Linked DNA regions of Homo sapiens: region 1 is linked to region 2. Evidence: read pairs that join two places in POLR2A ChIA-PET (ENCODE). Cell type or tissue: PC-9. All regions are shown on one strand.

Region 1 (4,000 bases), 1.3 Mb after region 2:
AAGTGCAAAATTTTATTTTCCTTGAGTTTTAACATTCAAGTTACAAATACCAAGGTCATTTTATAATTGCATTAAAAGTTACTTCATCTATTTTTTTTTTTTTTTGAGATGGAGTTTCGCTCTTGTTGCCCAGGCTGGAGTGCATTGGCATGATCTTGGCTTAGTGTAATCTTGGCTCAATGCAACCTCCACCTCCTGGTTTCAAGTGATTCTCCTGCCTCAGCCTACCAAGTAGTTGGGATTACAGACATGTGCCATCATGCCTGGCTACTTTTGTACTTTTAGTAGAGATGGGGTTTCTCCATGTTGATCAGGCTGGTCTCCAACTCCCGACCTCAGGTGCAGCCAGCCTCAGCCTCCCAAAGTGCTGGTATTACAGGTATGAGCCACTGCGCCCAGCCCTAATTTTTTCTGATTATAAAATTAATACATGCTTTCAAAAAAGAGAAAGCTTGCAGAAATTATATATAAGGTATACATGGAAGTCTCTTATAATACGAACCCCAAACATAATTGCTATTAACACTTGTTATATGTTCCCCATTTTTTCTATTTGTGTAGTAAGTTATATAATATTTTTTATTGCAGTAAAATTATAACGTGGTGTAAATGTGGAGACCCTAGCCATTTTAATATACTAGATTCATTCCAGAACTTATCCAGAAAAGGGTAGACAGGCTATAAAGACTCCATTTTAACTTAGCACAAATGTTGCAGTGTGAAAAACTAGTGTGTCAGGCTGGGCTTGGTGGCTCATGCCTGTAATCCCAACACTTTGGGAGGCCTAGGTGGGAGGATCACTTGAGCCCAGGTGTTCAAGGTCAGCCCGGGCAACATGGCAAAACCCCATCTCTACAAAAAAATACAAAAATTGGCTGGGTGTGGTGGCACATGCTTGTAGTCTCAGCTACTTGGGAGGCTGAGGTGGGAGGATCTTTTTATCTGGGAAAGTCGAGGCTACAGTGAGCCAATCGCACCAGTGCACTCCCTCCTGGGTGACAGAGCGAGACTGTCTCAAAACAAACAAAAAAACAGAAAACAAAGAAGAGAAAATAAAAACTAGGCAGGCGTGTTAGCTCATGCCGGGGTGGGCGGATCATGAGGTCAGGAGATTGAGACCATCCTGGCTAACACGGTGAAATCCCGTCTCTGCTAAAAATACAAAAAATTAGCCGGCCAGGCCCAGTGGCTCACGCCTGTAATCCCAGCACTTTGGGAGGCCGAGGAGGGCACATCACAAAGTCAGGAGTTTGAGACCAGTCTGACCAACATGGTGAAACCCTGTCTCTGCTGAAAATACAAAAATTAGCAGGGCATGGTGGTGCACACCTGTAATCCCAGCTACTCAGGAGGCTGAGGCAGGAGAGTTGCTTGAACCCGGGAGGCGGAGGTTGCAGTGAGCCGAGATCGTGCCACTGCACTCCAGCCTGGGAAACAGAGTGAGACTCTGTCTCAAAAAAAAAAAAAAAAAAAAAAAAATTAGCTGGGTGTGATGGCATACACCCGTATTCCCAGCTACTTGGGAGGCTGAGGCAGGAGAATTGTTTGAACCTGGGAGATGGAGGTTGCAGTGAGCCGAGATCGTGCCACTGCACTCCAGCCTGGGCGACAGAGCAAGACTCCATCTCAAAAAATAAAAATAAACATACAAAATTAGCTGGGTGTGGTGGCTCACACCTGTAATCCTAGCATTTTGGGAGGCCAAGTTGGGTGGATCACAAGGTCAAGATTTTGAGACCAGCCTGGCCAACATGATGAAACCCTGTCTCTCCTAAGAATACAAAAATTAGCCAGGTGTGGTGGCACGTGCCTGTAATCCCAGCTACTCAGGAGGCTGAGGCAGGAGAATCGCTTGAACCTGGGAGGCGGAGGTTGCAGTGAGCCGAGATTGTACCACTGCACTGCAGCCTGGGTGACAGAGCAAGACTCTCTTGAAAATAAAATAAATAAACTGGCTTATTGATCTTGTAGAGAAGTAAAGTATATAGAAAAACCAAATGTATTGGTTAGAGTAAATTGAATTGTGATGTGAAGTCAAGTCTGCAGTTGCATTCGTGTGATATTTGCTCTGATTTACCCATTTCTTTTGTGTCTCCTAAATTAGAGAAATCAGAGAAGGAAATGATCTGGTAGCTTTTAATCCTCTAGACAAGGATCTGGTCTTGTCTGTTTTGAAATCTCAGGCAATGGAACATCAGAAGCTTCTCCACCTCCAACCACTGTAGAGACAGAGTTTCAGTAAATTGCCTAGGCTGTCTGGAACTCCTGGCCTCAGGCAATCCTCCTGCCTTGGCCTTTGCCCCAGAGTGCTGGGATTACAGGCATGAGCATGCCTTGCCTTCTTTCTTTCTTTTCTTTCCTTCCTTCCCTTCCCTTCCCTTCCCTTCCCTTCCCTCCCCTCCCCCTCCCCTCCCCTCCCCTCCCCTCCCCTCTCCTCCCCTCCCCCTCCCCTCCCCTCCCCTCCCCTCCCTCCTCACCCCTTCCATCTGCTCCCTTCCCTCCCCTCCCCTCCTCTCCCTCCTCACCCCTTCCATCTGCTCCCTTCCCTCCCCTCCCCTCCCTCCTCACCCCTTCCATCTGCTCCCTTCCCTCCCCTCCCCTCCCTCCTCACCCGTTCCGTCCCCTCCCCCTTCCCCTCCCCTCTCCCTCCCCCCTCCCCTCCCCTCTCCCTCCCCCCTCCCCTTCCCTTCCTCGTTCCCCCTCCCCCCTCCCCTCCCCTTCCCTGCTCCCCCTTCCCTTCCCTTCCCTTCCCTTTTTCTTTCTCGGTTTTTACTTATTTTGGGTATCCCTAAGGGTAGAATTTCTGGGTTATATGGTAAGTCTATGTTCAACTTTATTTATTTATTTATTTATTTATTTATTTTGAGACAGGGTCTAGCTCTGTTGCCCATGCTGGAGTGCAGTGGCGTGATCTCAGTTCACTGGAACTTCCAGCTTGCTAGTTCAAGCCATTGTTGTGCCTCAGCTTCCCAAGTAGCTGGGATTACAGACATGTGACACCACACCCAGCTAATTTTTGTATTTTTAGTAGAGATGGGGTTTTGCCATATTGGCCAGGCTGGTCTTGAACTCCTGACCTCAAGTGATCTGCCCACCTCAGCCTCCCAAAGTGTTGGGATTACAGGCGTGAGCCACTGCACCCAGCTATGTTCAACTTTTTAAGGAATTACCAAACTTTTTCATAGTGACTACACCATTTTACATTCCTACTAGCAAGGGTTTGCTTTGTAGTACTTGAATTCATTTTTCTACTTTATAAGCTGTCTTAAGGATATTCTTTTTTTTTTTTTTTTTTTTTTTTTGAGATAGAGTCTTGCTCTATTGCCCAGGCTGGAGTGCAGTAGCACGATCTTGGCTCACTGCAAGCTCCACCTCCTGGGTTCCCTCCATCCGTGCCTTAGCCTTCCGAGTAGCTGGGACTACAGGCGCCCGCCACCAGGCTGGCTAATTTTTTGTATTTTTAGTAGAGGTGGGGTTTCACTGTGTTAGCCAGGATGGTCTCGATCTCCTGACCTCGTGATCCACCTGTCTCGGCCTCCCAAAGTGCTGGGATTACAGGAATGAGCCACCGTGCCCGGCCAAGGATATTCTATTTTTAAGCCTCATTCTGCTTACATTGAATTAATTAGCAGTTTTCTTATATTTGTTATTGTCCCCTGTTTAGATTCATATACGCATTCAGAACTGCTTTAGCTCCTCAGAGGTGACAGTATCAAGAGGTCCTGTTTTATAAGCATTTGGGGGTCCTTGAGCAGTTTACCCTTTCTTCTTTGTTTACAGTAATCACTGGCCAGCATCGAAATGGTGTAATTTCAGCCCGAACACGGATTGATGTTCTTTTGGACACTTTTCGAAGAAAGCAGCCCTTCACTCACTTCCTTGCCTTTTTCCTCAATGAAGTTGAGGTTCAGGAAGGATTCCTGAGATTCCAGGAGGAAGTACTGGCGAAGTGCTCCATGGTAAGTGCAAACAAAGCAAGAAGGTTAAAAAAAAAGTTAAA
Region 2 (4,000 bases):
GGATTTGATCCTATGGGAACATAATAGAAGGGATATTTAAATCAGGCTTGAGGTATCATGGAAGGCTTCCTGGAGGAAGCAAAAAGAATATAGCAAGTAAAAGGGACCTGAGCAAATATTAACTGAATTAAAAGAAGCTTATTTAGTATGGCAGGATTAGAAAGTCTGGCAAGGGGAGATGATGGAGAGTGTTGACAAGAGAGGATACAAAGAATATTATGGACCACAGACAGCCCTGTATGTCACAGTAAGTAGTTTGGAAGGATAGAGATAAGTCGATGTATTTGAGACCCAGTTAGGAAGTAAACATCAGTGGGAGTTGGTGCCTGCCTGGATGTTGGGAGTGGGGATAAAGGATGATACTCAAGTTTTATGGGTAGATAATGATATATTTGAGGGAAGATATGCATTCAGTTTTACATATATTAAGCTTGAGTGGAGGTATCTGGCAGGCTTTTGGAATGAGATATATAAGCTGCAAATTGAAATCTGGGAATCATAGCCATTGAAAAAGAGGAAAAGACTTGCAGAAAGAGAAGAGGAGCCAGGACATATCCCTAAAGAGCATCAGATTTAAGGTGGTTCTTCTGAAGAACCCTAAAAGGAGACTGAGAAAAAAAGATTAGAGAGACTGAAGGGAAACCAAGGATGTGTGGTACCATAGTCACCAAGGGGAGAGTGTTTCAAGAAGAAAGGAATAGCCGGGCGCGGTGGCTCACGCCTGTAATCCCAGCACTTTGGGAGGCTGAGGCGGGCAGATCATAAGGTCAGGAGATTGAGACCATCCTGGCTAACACAGTGAAATGCCGTCTCTACTAAAAATACAAAAAAATTAGCTGGGCGCGGTGGCGGGTGCCTGTAGTCCCAGCTACTTGGGAAGCTGAGGCAGGAGAATGGTGTGAACCCAGGAGGCAGAGCTTGCAGTGAGTGAGCCGAGATTGCGCCACTGCACTCCAGCCTGGGTGACAGAGCGAGACTCCGTCTCAAAAAAAAAAAGAAGAAAGGAATAATTAGCTGTGTCACATGCTGAGAGGACTGGCACCTGGTCCTTAGGCAGTATGATAAATGCTTACTTTGTGCCATTTTGTAGTAGGTGCTGTGAGCATACACTGATGAAACAACACAAATTCTGCCCTTGAGTAGCTTGCAGTCTCGTAAAGGAAATTAGACATACTGGCATATAGATTATTTTATTTAATGTATTATTACTAAGTGCCCACATTGTTCTAGGCACTGTTCAAGGTGCTGCGGATACAGAAGTAAAAAGAAATAGGGGAGAAGACAATAAACAAATAAATGACATAATGCCAGACAATGATAAGTATGATAAAGAATAATAAGGCAAGAGAATAAAGAGTAAAGAGGTAATAGTGGTTTTTTTGAGGGCTATTCCTGATAGTAGGGTAGTGAGGGAAATCAGCTCTAAGGAAGTAACTTTTGATTAGAGATCTCAGTGATATGAAAGTATGAGCCATCAGAAGAATATTCTTGGTAACAGAAACAGGAAGTATAAAGACTCTGAGGTAGCAATGAGCTTGGTGTGTTTGAGGAATATTAAAGTTAGAGTGTAAAAGCTCCAGGAATGATAGGAAATAAAGTGAGGAGCAGCAGGGCCATATCACACAGGACCTTGTAGGCCACAGTAAGGAGGAGTGGATGGGAGATAGGAAAAGCAGATTGAAGGCTGTTGCAGTAGTCCAGGTGAATTTAAATATAAAACCCATAGGTAGAAATGATAGTCCTTGGCAAGTAATGGAATTGTGGATGGGAAGTGGGAAATCAAGGTCATTGCCAATGTTTGAATATGGGTGATTTAGGAAAATGAGGTGCCAGGAGGAGGAGTTTGGAAGGATTTTGGTTCAATTTTGGATATGTTAGTGTTTCAGATGTTAAAGGGGAATATTTCTGGGTATTTATCATAAAAGTAGATAACTAATAGGGAGTAGAGCAGGACATTAGCATCAGTAAATACAAACTTGACAGGCAAAAGAGGAAGCTGTGGAATGTGTAGCAGTGACAGGAGAGAAGATGGGGTAGAGTTCTTGATTCTACATTTAAACATATATAGTTTCATTCCCAGTACTTAGAATAAGTGAAGGATTTTTTTTTCTCATTCTCTCAGGCTTTCTGAATTTCTCATATTTCGTTTTTATTTTTAAATTTCTATCTCAATCTCTCTAATTCTACTGTTAGCATTAAGGAGTTTGCTAAAGACCTGAATGATAGGGTTGGGAAGGTGAGGGATATGAGGAAGACTGGTTAAGGGATAAGGATCTGAAGTTTGCAGTTTCTTAGAGGGCTAGCAGGGAGAGCAACTGAGTAAATTGGGTCCTGTTCCAGAACAAGGCATGTAGGCATGTTTGTGCTCTGGTTCCCTCCATTTCCCTTTGCTTGCCTCACTGTGTTTACCCAACTACATCCTGCTTTGTGTTAATCCTCATCTCTATGTTTTTTTGTCTTGTCTCATTATAAGGATTCATCAAACGTGAGGAAGCCTTTGGAAACCGGGCACCGTTGTTCCAGCTCCTCTTCCCTCCCTGTCATCCATGACCCTTCTGTGTTTCTCCTCGGTCCCCAACTCTACCTTCCCCAACCACAGTTCCTGTCCCCAGATGTCCTGATGCCCACCATGGCAGGGGAGCCCAATAGACTCCCAGGTAACTCCCCCAAATCTAATATTATATGCCAGAATTTGGTACCTTTTCAGGGGCCTCCAAGGGTCAAATCAGTATACCTATGGGGAGGGGGGTATCCCAAGGTGGAGTGGTGTGAAGATATGAATTACTGCTTCAAAGTCGTGCATTTATCTAGATAAATATTAAATCATTTGTTGGGCACCATGATTCTTAGACCAAGGGTTTAGACCAGCACCCCTAGAGTCTGTCTACTTACGAAAATGACCTGCTTCAGTCATGACAGAATAAGCTTTTAACTGACAAAGGGGAGTTAATACCCAGTCTTTGGGACATCCCCAGAACAGAAATGGTCATCTCTCCTTCTATCCTCTGAGCTAGTTTTCTCCCCTTCTATCCTCTGAGTCTCAGCTGAGGGATGGTCTAGGAAGATAAGGAATGAGTGGGAGAATTGGAAAGACCCTTTACATGGAGTACCCACACCATGTGTACAGACCCAGACAATTGTGGGGAAGGTGGGCAATATCATTTTGGCTTTCTTTGACCTTCCGAGTGAGATGTTCTCTTTTTTCCCCTCATGCACTGGATGTACAAGCTTGAGGCAGTGGTTCTCAATGGATAAAGGGGATGTACCACCGGTATCTAGTGGGTAGAGGCCAGGGATGTCCTCAACAGCACAGCCATTATTGTCACTTGCTCAGTTGTTGTTGTAAACCCTCAGAGTCAGCTGAACTATTTTAGGCCAAACATACTGTTTTTGCAAAGTATTTTTCATTAATAAATCACACAATGCACAGGGCAGTCTCTCCCCAACCCCAACAAAGAATTATCAGCCCAAGATACCAAGAGTGCCAAAGTTGAATAAATGTATAAGAAAAGGCATTCCACATTAGATCTCAGAGATCAAACAAAGGCAGCTTAACTGAAGTGAAGGTAACATTTTAAGAAAAGTTGGAGAAACAAAAAAAAAGCAAGGCACAGCGTCTCACACCTGTAATTCCAGCACTTTGGGAGGCCAAGATGGGAGGATGACTTGAGTCCAGCAGTTCGAGACCAGCCTGGGCAACACAGTGAGATCCCGTCTCTATTTTTTTTAAAAAGAAAAGCTGCGTGAGGTTTTGGTATGGTGGCTCTAGGAGTATAGTCATCACAAAGGGAGTATACGTTTGCCATATATTGCTATATATTAGGGAGCCCTTCTTTTGTAGGTGTGTGTATAGTGGATGAGAGATTATAGTGGAGGGAGGTAGAGGTATGGCAACATCCATGAGACTGTTTCATTTGCCCAGGTTGGAGGTATGAGATTTGATTTTGATGTATATTAAGAATTTTAAGAAATGGAATCAAAAGCACAGCTTGATTCATTC

Evidence for each region. ChIA-PET counts read pairs that join two places held together with the same protein. Peaks named below come from ENCODE experiments on the same cell type or tissue, not always from the same donor. Only the 100,000 strongest peaks of a DNase experiment are listed, where the experiment ranks them.
Region 1: POLR2A ChIA-PET joins it to region 2 with 5 read pairs; 1 of 35 experiments calls an interaction of 5 or more read pairs at or near these places.

What each region holds. Positions count from the first base shown.
Region 1 is chr10:72,196,770-72,200,769 of GRCh38, reverse strand. It overlaps ASCC1 (activating signal cointegrator 1 complex subunit 1), which reads left to right. Exons shown (of 10, transcript NM_001198800.3): 5 at 3,781-3,959. Among named protein-coding and RNA genes, the nearest start is that of ANAPC16, 17 kb to the left of the region's middle. In PC-9, no CTCF peak of the experiment used is centred here; a DNase peak (open chromatin) is centred at 2,269; H3K27ac peaks cover 1,037 bases.
Region 2 is chr10:73,499,312-73,503,311 of GRCh38, reverse strand. It overlaps USP54 (ubiquitin specific peptidase 54), which reads left to right. Exons shown (of 24, transcript NM_001391956.1): 23 at 2,474-2,657. PPP3CB-AS1 (PPP3CB antisense RNA 1) reads right to left here. Exons shown (of 5, transcript NR_132104.1): 3 at 3,625-3,717. Among named protein-coding and RNA genes, the nearest start is that of PPP3CB, 5.3 kb to the right of the region's middle. In PC-9, no CTCF peak of the experiment used is centred here; no DNase peak of the experiment used is centred here; H3K27ac peaks cover 745 bases.